Linked DNA regions of Homo sapiens: region 2 is linked to region 1. A link is an interaction called in ENCODE POLR2A ChIA-PET data of the cell type or tissue named here. Cell type or tissue: Panc1. All regions are shown on one strand. Links, peaks and the distances in the headings refer to the core of each region. The heading gives the core; the rest is flanking DNA.

What was found. ChIA-PET counts read pairs that join two places held together with the same protein. Peaks named below come from ENCODE experiments on the same cell type or tissue, not always from the same donor. Only the 100,000 strongest peaks of a DNase experiment are listed, where the experiment ranks them.
Region 2: POLR2A ChIA-PET joins it to region 1 with 16 read pairs; 3 of 35 experiments call an interaction of 5 or more read pairs at or near these places.

What each region holds. Positions count from the first base shown.
Region 1 is chr5:133,958,877-133,963,264 of GRCh38, forward strand. C5orf15 (chromosome 5 open reading frame 15) reads right to left here. Exons shown (of 3, transcript NM_020199.3): 2 at 618-1,144. Among named protein-coding and RNA genes, the nearest start is that of C5orf15, 7.6 kb to the right of the region's middle. In Panc1, for the core only: no CTCF peak of the experiment used is centred there; no DNase peak of the experiment used is centred there.
Region 2 is chr5:134,138,709-134,143,096 of GRCh38, forward strand. TCF7 (transcription factor 7) reads left to right here. Exons shown (of 10, transcript NM_003202.5): 5 at 243-330; 6 at 3,477-3,596; 7 at 4,013-4,175; 8 at 4,285-4,388. Among named protein-coding and RNA genes, the nearest start is that of TCF7, 26 kb to the left of the region's middle. RefSeq lists enhancers at 1-62, 654-1,631. In Panc1, for the core only: CTCF peaks have their summits at 1,959 (motif pointing left) and 2,172; a DNase peak (open chromatin) is centred at 1,961; H3K27ac peaks cover 535 bases.

The DNA.
Region 1 (4,388 bases), core at 272-4,271:
ATGCCAAATTAAGACATAAACTCTTAAAAAAAAAATCACTGGGCTTTGGTATTACTCATTAAGAAATAGGACTATTTCTTTTTTTAGAAGTACATACATTCAAGCATTCTGTCTGCAGTGTGTTAAAATACACAATAGATTTACATGCTGATTAGACATCTCAATATTTTACTATGAATTTAAACTTCACTGAAAAAAAGGAAAGAGGGCTGGGCATGGTGGCTCATGTCTGTAATCCCAACACTTTGGGAGGCCGAGGCGGGAGGACTGCTTGAGCCTGGGAGTTCAAGAACAGCCTGGGCAAAATAGCGACACCTCGTCTCTACAAACAATAATTTTTAAAATTTTAATTTAATAATTTTTAAAAATTAGCCAGGTGTGGTAGTGTGAATCTGTAGTCCCACCAACTCGACAGGCTGAGGCAAGAGAATCACTTAAGCCTAGGAGGTCGAGGCTCCAGTGAGCTGTGATTGTGCCACTGTACTCCAGCTTGGTTGACAGAGTGAAACCCACTACACTTTTTTTTGCAAAAAAAAAAAAAAAAAAAAAAAAGAACCATGAATCATCAAAAGCATTATGACTGAAATAATAAAGGGCTAAAAAAATCCCAAACCTACCTTCCTTTTGTTGTGATATGTAATGTAAACAACAGCAATGCAAAAAGCAAAAATAATAAGATGAAAAAAGAAATGGCTGTCTTCCTCTTCTATATTTGAGGATGGCATCTTAAAAGATTTCACTGACTGTTCAATTTCCATGTAACCCCTGTTTTCTTCCAAGGTGTCATCAGACTCGTCGTCGTCCCTGGGGCCCGTGGTCCAGTCATAGTCTGGTTCTCCATAATCGCCATTGTCTAGAGTGTCTTTGGCTGTGGATGGAGAACTGTTCAGCATGAGAAGATCCTCCTCCTCTATACTAGGATCTTCATTGTTATCAGCTTCCTCTTGAGACAGAGGAGTAGGCGAGGGATGAGGGACCACAGATGCTCCTCCACTTTTCTTGGTACTCGTCGTGGGAGGGAGGGTGGTGCTGATTTGGGAAATAGAAGGTTTGGTTTGGTTTTCATGTGTTAAAGCATTCACATTTGGGGTAGAAATATGTGAGTTGAGTACGGTTGGGCTCGGTGAATCAGTCCGTGATACAACTGAAACAAACAAAGAATATCAAACTGAAATCTCCAACTTTATCTCCACCAAGCTAAAAGCATATTTACCCAAATTTTACACTAAGCATTTCTCTCTGCTACATTCCTATAACTTTCTCGAAAACTAGTTATTAAGTCTCAATAGCCAGCATTCAGTTACATTTCTTCTTAGTCAGTTATTCTTCAGATAATAATTGCTTTGCTAGATACTAACAATTTAAGCAGCATAAAAGACCTACTGCATCATACAGCCTGCCACCAAAAGAAAAGAAAAAGGGCTGACTTTAAGTCACGATGGCAAAGTTCACATACAGCCCTCACCCATCCCCTCTGTTTTCATTTCATAAAGGGTGTGGATTTCAGTTACCTTGTCCAGACTTTACCTGATCCCTAGAACAGACCAAAAAGTGGCTGATTCTCACTCAAGTAGGTCCCAAAAAAGATATGGAGTTTGGACCTAAATACTTTCAACACAACATAACAAATTCAGGGGAAGCTATAGGCATGCTGTAGATAGTAATTCTAAGTGATACTTGAACTAGAGGACTCCCTCTCCTAAATTCAAAAAAAAAGAAGGATCCTTACAAAGAAGAAAAAACTTCTAAAGGAGAAGCATCCGAAACGGGAACCTGAGAGCTAAGTGACAACTAGACTATTTTGAAGATGAGGGAAGGCATCTAGGTATAGCAAATGACACCAAATACACACACATTCTTATTTCCCTGTGCTGCTACCTACTCAGCATAGTTTACTAAAGGTAAAATTCTTTACATAAGAATTCTTACTATTCTTTTACCAAGAAGAATGAATAGAGGAAGATTCCAGAGGAATCCCTGCCGAAATTTAACCATCTCTAATTTATAATCTAATGTAGTATCTGTTGAAGAACTTCAAGGACCTCTACTACACTAAAAAAATAAAAAAAAAAAACCTCTGTCATGTAGATCTAAACATATTCAGACAATATTTTAAAGTCTATCACATTAAAGTAAAATATTTTATAGGGGTAAGATTAAACCAAGTCATTCTAGTGCTTTCACAAACATGTGCATTCACACAAGTTAACAATCCAACAGACAACCCTTTCTTCATGTGAATACACTCTGGTTTGTGTACCACAGTTGACATCCATTTTGTGTAGAAAAAAAAAGAAATAGCTGGTGTCAATTAGAATGAACAGAGGATCTCAGAAAAATAATGTAGTCAGTTAGTAAAAAAAAAAAAAAAAAAAAAAAAAAAAAAAGGCCAGGCCCTGTGGCTCACGCCTGTAATCCCAGCACTTTGGGAGGCCGAGGCAGGCTGAACATGAGGTCAGGAGCTCGAGACCATCCTGGCTAACATGATGAAACCCGGTCTCTACTAAAAAATACAAAAAATTAGCCAGGCATGGTGGCAGGCACCTGTAGTCCCAGCTACTCGGGAGGCTGAGGCAGGACAATGGCGTGAACCTGGGAGGTGGAGGTTGCAGTGAGCCGAGATGGCGCCACTGCACTCTAGCCTGGCCGACAGAGCAAGACCACATCTCAAAAAAAAAAAAAAAAAACCAATAAATTAGTAAAACTCTCTTTTTCCCTTTTTTTTTTTTGACAGGGTCTCACTCTGTTGCCCAGGCTGAAATGCAGTAGCACAAACATAGCTCACTGTAGCCTCGACCTCCTGGTTTCAAGCCCCCCATGTAGCTGGGACCACAGGCACATGCTACCCTGCCTGGCTTTTTTTATTTTTCATATATTTGTCCAATGCCATATGCAATTTTTTTTTTTTTTTGAGACAGCATCTTGCCATGTTGCCCAGGCTGCTCTCATATTCCAGGGTTCAAGAAATCCTCCCACCTTGGCCTCCCAAAGTACTGGGATTACAGTAAAACTCTTAAAACATTTTCAATAATTGAGTTCCTTGAAATTTTTTACTGGAAGAAAAGAGAAATAAACAGGACCTACAACTCAGTACATTACTCAGAAAACTACTAACAGGAATTTCTGAAAATAATTTTTGCATTTATCACTTCAACTTAGTTATAATTCAAGAATTTAAAAATTATTATTTTCTGATACATTTAATTTTCCTGCCAAAGTACAAAAAACATGTTTTAAAATAAAATTTAAAATTGAAATAAGTGGGAGCCAACTAACTAAACTTAACTTTTAAAAGAACAATTTTTCCATGGGTAAGTACCTTTAAAGGACACAAGCTGATAGGGTGGGAATAATTATAAAGAAATTTCCACCACGCAGTATAGAATTCACAGTCATCAGCAAATCCCTTCTTTCACCCTTTGCTTTCTTGTTATTACTGAAACCTGACTCTCCCTTAAGGACACATTTTCCTTTCAGCCTGTTTAAGTAATAGCTGTTTTTTCTCCCACATCCTTGAACCACTGAATCTCAAGGAGGCACAGTTCTCCTCCTCATTGCCCTTTTCAGACCATTCTCCCGTTCTTCTCCCTAAATGCCTCTAGCTTTGATTCTCTTATCTTAAGCTATAATGCACTAACTTACTTTCATCCAACTCCAAAGTCATGCCCCCTAATTCTTAATGATCTTTAGCTCCTGGCTCTAGAGTTCACTCCATCTAAGACAAGTACTCCTGCCTTGATTTCAAAATCTTTGACCTCCTCTCTTCTCATGAGCTAGCCCTCCTCTTTACCTCAGCCACTCACTCCCAGAGTCATTATTTATTATCACAATTCTTCCATAATCTCAATTTCATGCATTCTACTTGCTGGCAAGACCTCCTATCCTTCCAGTTCATTCCCTGGTATTCTCAATCCATAAACACCTACAACCCTCTAATCCTTTTCATTCCCTTACGGTCACCATCAAAACTTGCCCAATACACTCTCTTCTCTCTTTATTCAGATTCAATTCTGTGTCAGCTATTATAATTGCTTATAATCACTCTCTTACATCCATCTTCAATTCCCTTCCCCCTTGTCCACTTTGACCCATTCACTTGGTGAGACTACACTCATCCCTAGTTATTAATAAATCAAGCTCTCTGACTACTCACATCTGCACCCAGCAGCTGAACATGGCTAGAAAAAATATACAACCATGCCACTGTTTTCATTTCATTTTAAATTCAATGCCAAAGATTCAGGTGTATGTTTAAAGCTGTTGGCAATTAAAATTGTTGGCAATCATATTTTCCTAGTCCATTTACCCTTCTACTCTCTTAGGACACCAATCACATTTTCCTCTAACCACAAACTTCAAATGTCTTCTCTGTTATCCTCATTTTCAAC
Region 2 (4,388 bases), core at 203-4,202, 180 kb after region 1:
CTGCCTACTGGCCCCCTAATGTCTTAGGCAAGTCACCCCAGCCCTCTGCCCTGGGTTCCCTTGTCTGTCAAAGGGGCACTATTATCACACTGGGATCCTCCTGAATAAACTAGTTTATGTCTGGTCCTCTAGCAAAGCTGGTGGGATCTTAAGGCCCCTGTAGGAGGTTCTAGGATGCAGTAACTGCTGATATGGCCTGCCAGGTCAGGCTAGCCCACTCACTCAGCTTCTCTCCTCTGCAGTTCACAGGCCTCTGCAGACCCCTGACCTCTCTGGCTTCTACTCCCTGACCTCAGGCAGCATGGGGCAGCTCCCCCACACTGTGAGCTGGTGAGTGTGGGCCCAATGGGAAAGGGGTACCGTGTGCTGGTCAGACCAAGACCTGCCTGCCCTTCCATTTCCTCCTCCATCCCTCTTGGCTGGCCACCCTGCTGCCAGCTCTGTTTAGATGCCAGGGGCTGGCCAGCAACTCTGTCCTAACCTGGCTCTGAGCTAGGGGTCCTCATGTACCCCGGCCTGCATTCCCCAGGGAGCCTGACATACTCCCTTTGGAGAGGCAGGAGAGCTGGTCCCTGGTCCCAGCCCTGTCTCCCTCAGTGTCCAAGAGATCCCCTTAGATGGGAGAACTCTGGGCTGCTAAGGGACCTCCAGGGCCATATGAGTAACTGAGGAAGAAAGGTGGGCCCGAGCAGGGAGGGGACAGCATGAGTGGCTACCAGAGAGGCTGCTGCTTCTCAGCTCACTGGCCTCAGTGCCTACTGCTTTTGGTCCTTTCCTTGGCTGAGCTGCTTGAGGGGCAGTGTCCCTCCCTGCCCCTGTGGTGCCTGCTTAAGCCCAAGCCTCTGACCAGCCTGCTTGGAGATTCTTAAGGCTGGACCAGGAAAAGGAAGCCTGGCCCCCTAAGCCAGTAGGCCTGACTATGGGCCAAAGGGCCTGTCCTCAGCTGGAGTTGGGCCTTGGCAGGCTACTTGGCCCTTTACTCATCAACGATAGTTTGAGCTGCGCAGGTCTCTAGCCTATTTCAGAGAGCTGGGCTGTGGCAGTCACCCAACAGCAGGAAAACTTGGCTCCCCAAGGAGATCGGGCAGGCCAGAGGCCCAACCTGTGGCCCACTTGCCCTTTACCCATGGTCAGCACCCTCCTCCGTTCCAGCTTCTCCTTGGACAATCCATTCTGAATACAAATTAAGACTACTCCCATGAATACCCCTAGGATCAAAGCGTGGCAAGATGCTCAAGAGCCCAGCCTTACTGGACTAGACCAGGGTTCCGTGGATGCAAATCTGTAGGCCAGCCTTTCAAAAGCATCCCCTAGGCCAGCAGTGCTGAAGACCAAGAGAGTTGAGCCTACAGCAGATTTTACCCACCAAGGCTGTAAGGAGGGGACTTCAGGCAGCCCTGTGCTCTCGGCTTCCACCCGGTGGCACTTGGCTGTGAGGAAAGAAGTAGGGGTATTTAAGCCATCTCTCCACTGAGCCCTATTGTGTGCCGGGCAGGGTTCTGGGCACCAGGGAAGTCGGCACTGCTGAAGCCAACTGATCGTTAGGTCCCTGCCCTCTCAGAACTCAGTCTACCTCGTGGGCAACCCAGGCAAAAAACCAGACAGTTACAGGGCACTGTTGGTAGTGCTCTAGTTAGGGACTGTAGGAGCCCAGAGAGGTACCTCATCCAGCTTGGAATCTCAGGGATTTGAGGAGGAAGGGTCACTTAGCTAAGGAAGACCTGAAGGATGACCAGGAATTGAAGCAGGCAAAGTGGTGCAAAACAATCCAGTGTTAACAGTGGCTGCAATGGCCCCAGGACAGATATCAGCCCTATACCGTCAAAGAAACAGAAGCAGGCTGGAGGGGCCCAGGGGCCTGCTAAGCTGGGTCCCAGGAGAAGGATACCATTTCCATCCCTCAAGCACCCATACAAGTTTATAGAGGGAAACCGCACAAGCTGCCCTCTGGTGGCAGATGCTTGAAATTCCAGCAGAGGCCCATCTGTCTCACAGGATGGGTCAAGGCCTGCCTAGCAAGGTAGGGAAGTCTTTCCTCGTGTCTGGCCAGCAGCCAGACTGCTAACAGCTATCTCTCCCAACCACAGGCCCAGCCCTCCTCTCTACCCCCTGTCCCCTTCCTGCGGATATAGACAGCACTTCCCTGCCCCCACTGCAGCCCCTGGCGCCCCCTACCCCAGGTGAGTCCCCTACACTGCAGCTAGGCTCCTGCTTCCTGTTGCCCAGGCTTCAGAGCCCACACAAGGCCATGCCCAGGCCAGTGCTTGCCCTGTGTTAGTCGTTTGTCCATCTGTCCGTCTGTCATTTTGCAGCCCCCTGCTGTCCTGTGCCTGAGAATGAAGCTAGTGCAAGTGCCAAGAGGCCTCAGCCTGGGCCACACCGTGCAGCAGAGCACCACAGAGGCCAGGACAGTACAGGCATATGTGGCTCAGCCCGTGTGCAGATGTGTGTGCACTCACCTCTGTTCTTCATCCCTACTTAGAAGGACTCTCCTGGGCATCCCCTGAGCTTTGCCCAAGCTGAGACAGCACCTTTTACCTAAGTCCCCAACCTCTGACCCTTAGGGGCTGCTGGCTCAGGGATAATACCTGTGCAAGCAGTAAGGGGCAGAATGGTCTCCACAGAATAGCAAGAAAGTGAAGTGGGAGGTGTGTGTACATGGATCCCTTCACTTAGGTCACTCCTTCAGTGACAGACTCAGTGCAAATATGCAATGGCAGGGGATTCCACAGACATTTGCTGCCCACTGGAGCTCACAGCCCAGTATAGCAAGTGTAGACATGGCACCGGCAGCTTAATGGGCCAGCTGAGTGATGGGGAAGCCCCAAGGAGACCTCACCAGGCCTGATGGGTCAGGGAGAGCTTCGCGGAAAGAGTAATAGATCTTTTGCGAGAAGAAAACAAGGGAACAGCCATAACTGGGGCTGCCGGGGAACGGAGAGGGACAGGAAGCAGAGGAGAAGAGAAGGGGCTAGCAACAGCAGCAGGATGCTCATGCAGGGCTGTGCAGGCCCTTGGGAGCAGCCTGGGTTCTATTCTTTGGACGCTGGGGGAATTTCAGCCGAAGCAGGCCAGGAACATTCAGGTGTCTCTAATGGTTACTCTGGCTATTGTGTGGAGAGAGGCCTGGAAGGGTCAAGCAGGAGAGGGATGAGGCCTCACAGGGCAGCCACAGGCTCCTGAGGCTGGGTTGGTAGGGGAAGGACGTGAGAAGGGGACAGATTCAAAAGCTACTTGGGACCTATGTAGTAACCATCTGAATGGCAATCTATGTAGATTTTTGCAGTGTGTCTGTGTAGTGTGCTGGGAGCAGGTATTTGTATTTATCTCTGTGTACTTATGTCTAGGCCAGTAGGATAGAGTATCTATCTGTTCACCTGTGTCCTCAAGTTATGTATTATGCAGGGGCCTCTGTGTGTGTCCAAAGGTCTGGCCCATAATTCTTGGCTCAGTGTTAACTTTCTTCCTGCCTCCAGGTTCACCCACCCATCCTTGATGCTAGGTTCTGGTGTACCTGGTCACCCAGCAGCCATCCCCCACCCGGCCATTGTGCCCCCCTCAGGGAAGCAGGAGCTGCAGCCCTTCGACCGCAACCTGTGAGTGAAAAGACAATGATGGCAGGGGGTGTGTCAGTCAGGATACACATGCCTCCCCACCAGGCCTGAGGACTGCCACGAGGTCCCTGCCTAAGCTGTTTCGTGCCTCTGGCTATGTTTTTGATCCTCAGAAGTAGGAGGGGGTGGGTGGGATGGGGAACAAGGATTTTTCTGAGCCAACAGAGGAGGGGCTCAGAAGTCCTTAACACATGCTTTTCCCACTTGTCTGTAGTGTTCCTATAAGGAACAGTTACTTAGCTGTCTGCTCACCCATTTGGGGGCAGCTAGGAAAGATTCCACTTAGAAAACTCTGGTATCATACACTTAGGCACACTCTAGGCCCACGCTAGAGGAGGAGGCTGCAATTAGGTGGGCACTCGGGGGGCTCCTGAACAATCTGGATTTGTGCCCCTCAGGAAGACACAAGCAGAGTCCAAGGCAGAGAAGGAGGCCAAGAAGCCAACCATCAAGAAGCCCCTCAATGCCTTCATGCTGTACATGAAGGAGATGAGAGCCAAGGTCATTGCAGAGTGCACACTTAAGGAGAGCGCTGCCATCAACCAGATCCTGGGCCGCAGGGTGAGACCATGGGCAGGTGGGCTGGCAGGGATGCTCCCCGACCATCTTCAGCCTGGTGCAGCCTGCTGACTCCCTGATGCACCCCACCTGCCCCTCTTCCCTGTTGCAGTGGCACGCGCTGTCGCGAGAAGAGCAGGCCAAGTACTATGAGCTGGCCCGCAAGGAGAGGCAGCTGCACATGCAGCTATACCCAGGCTGGTCAGCGCGGGACAA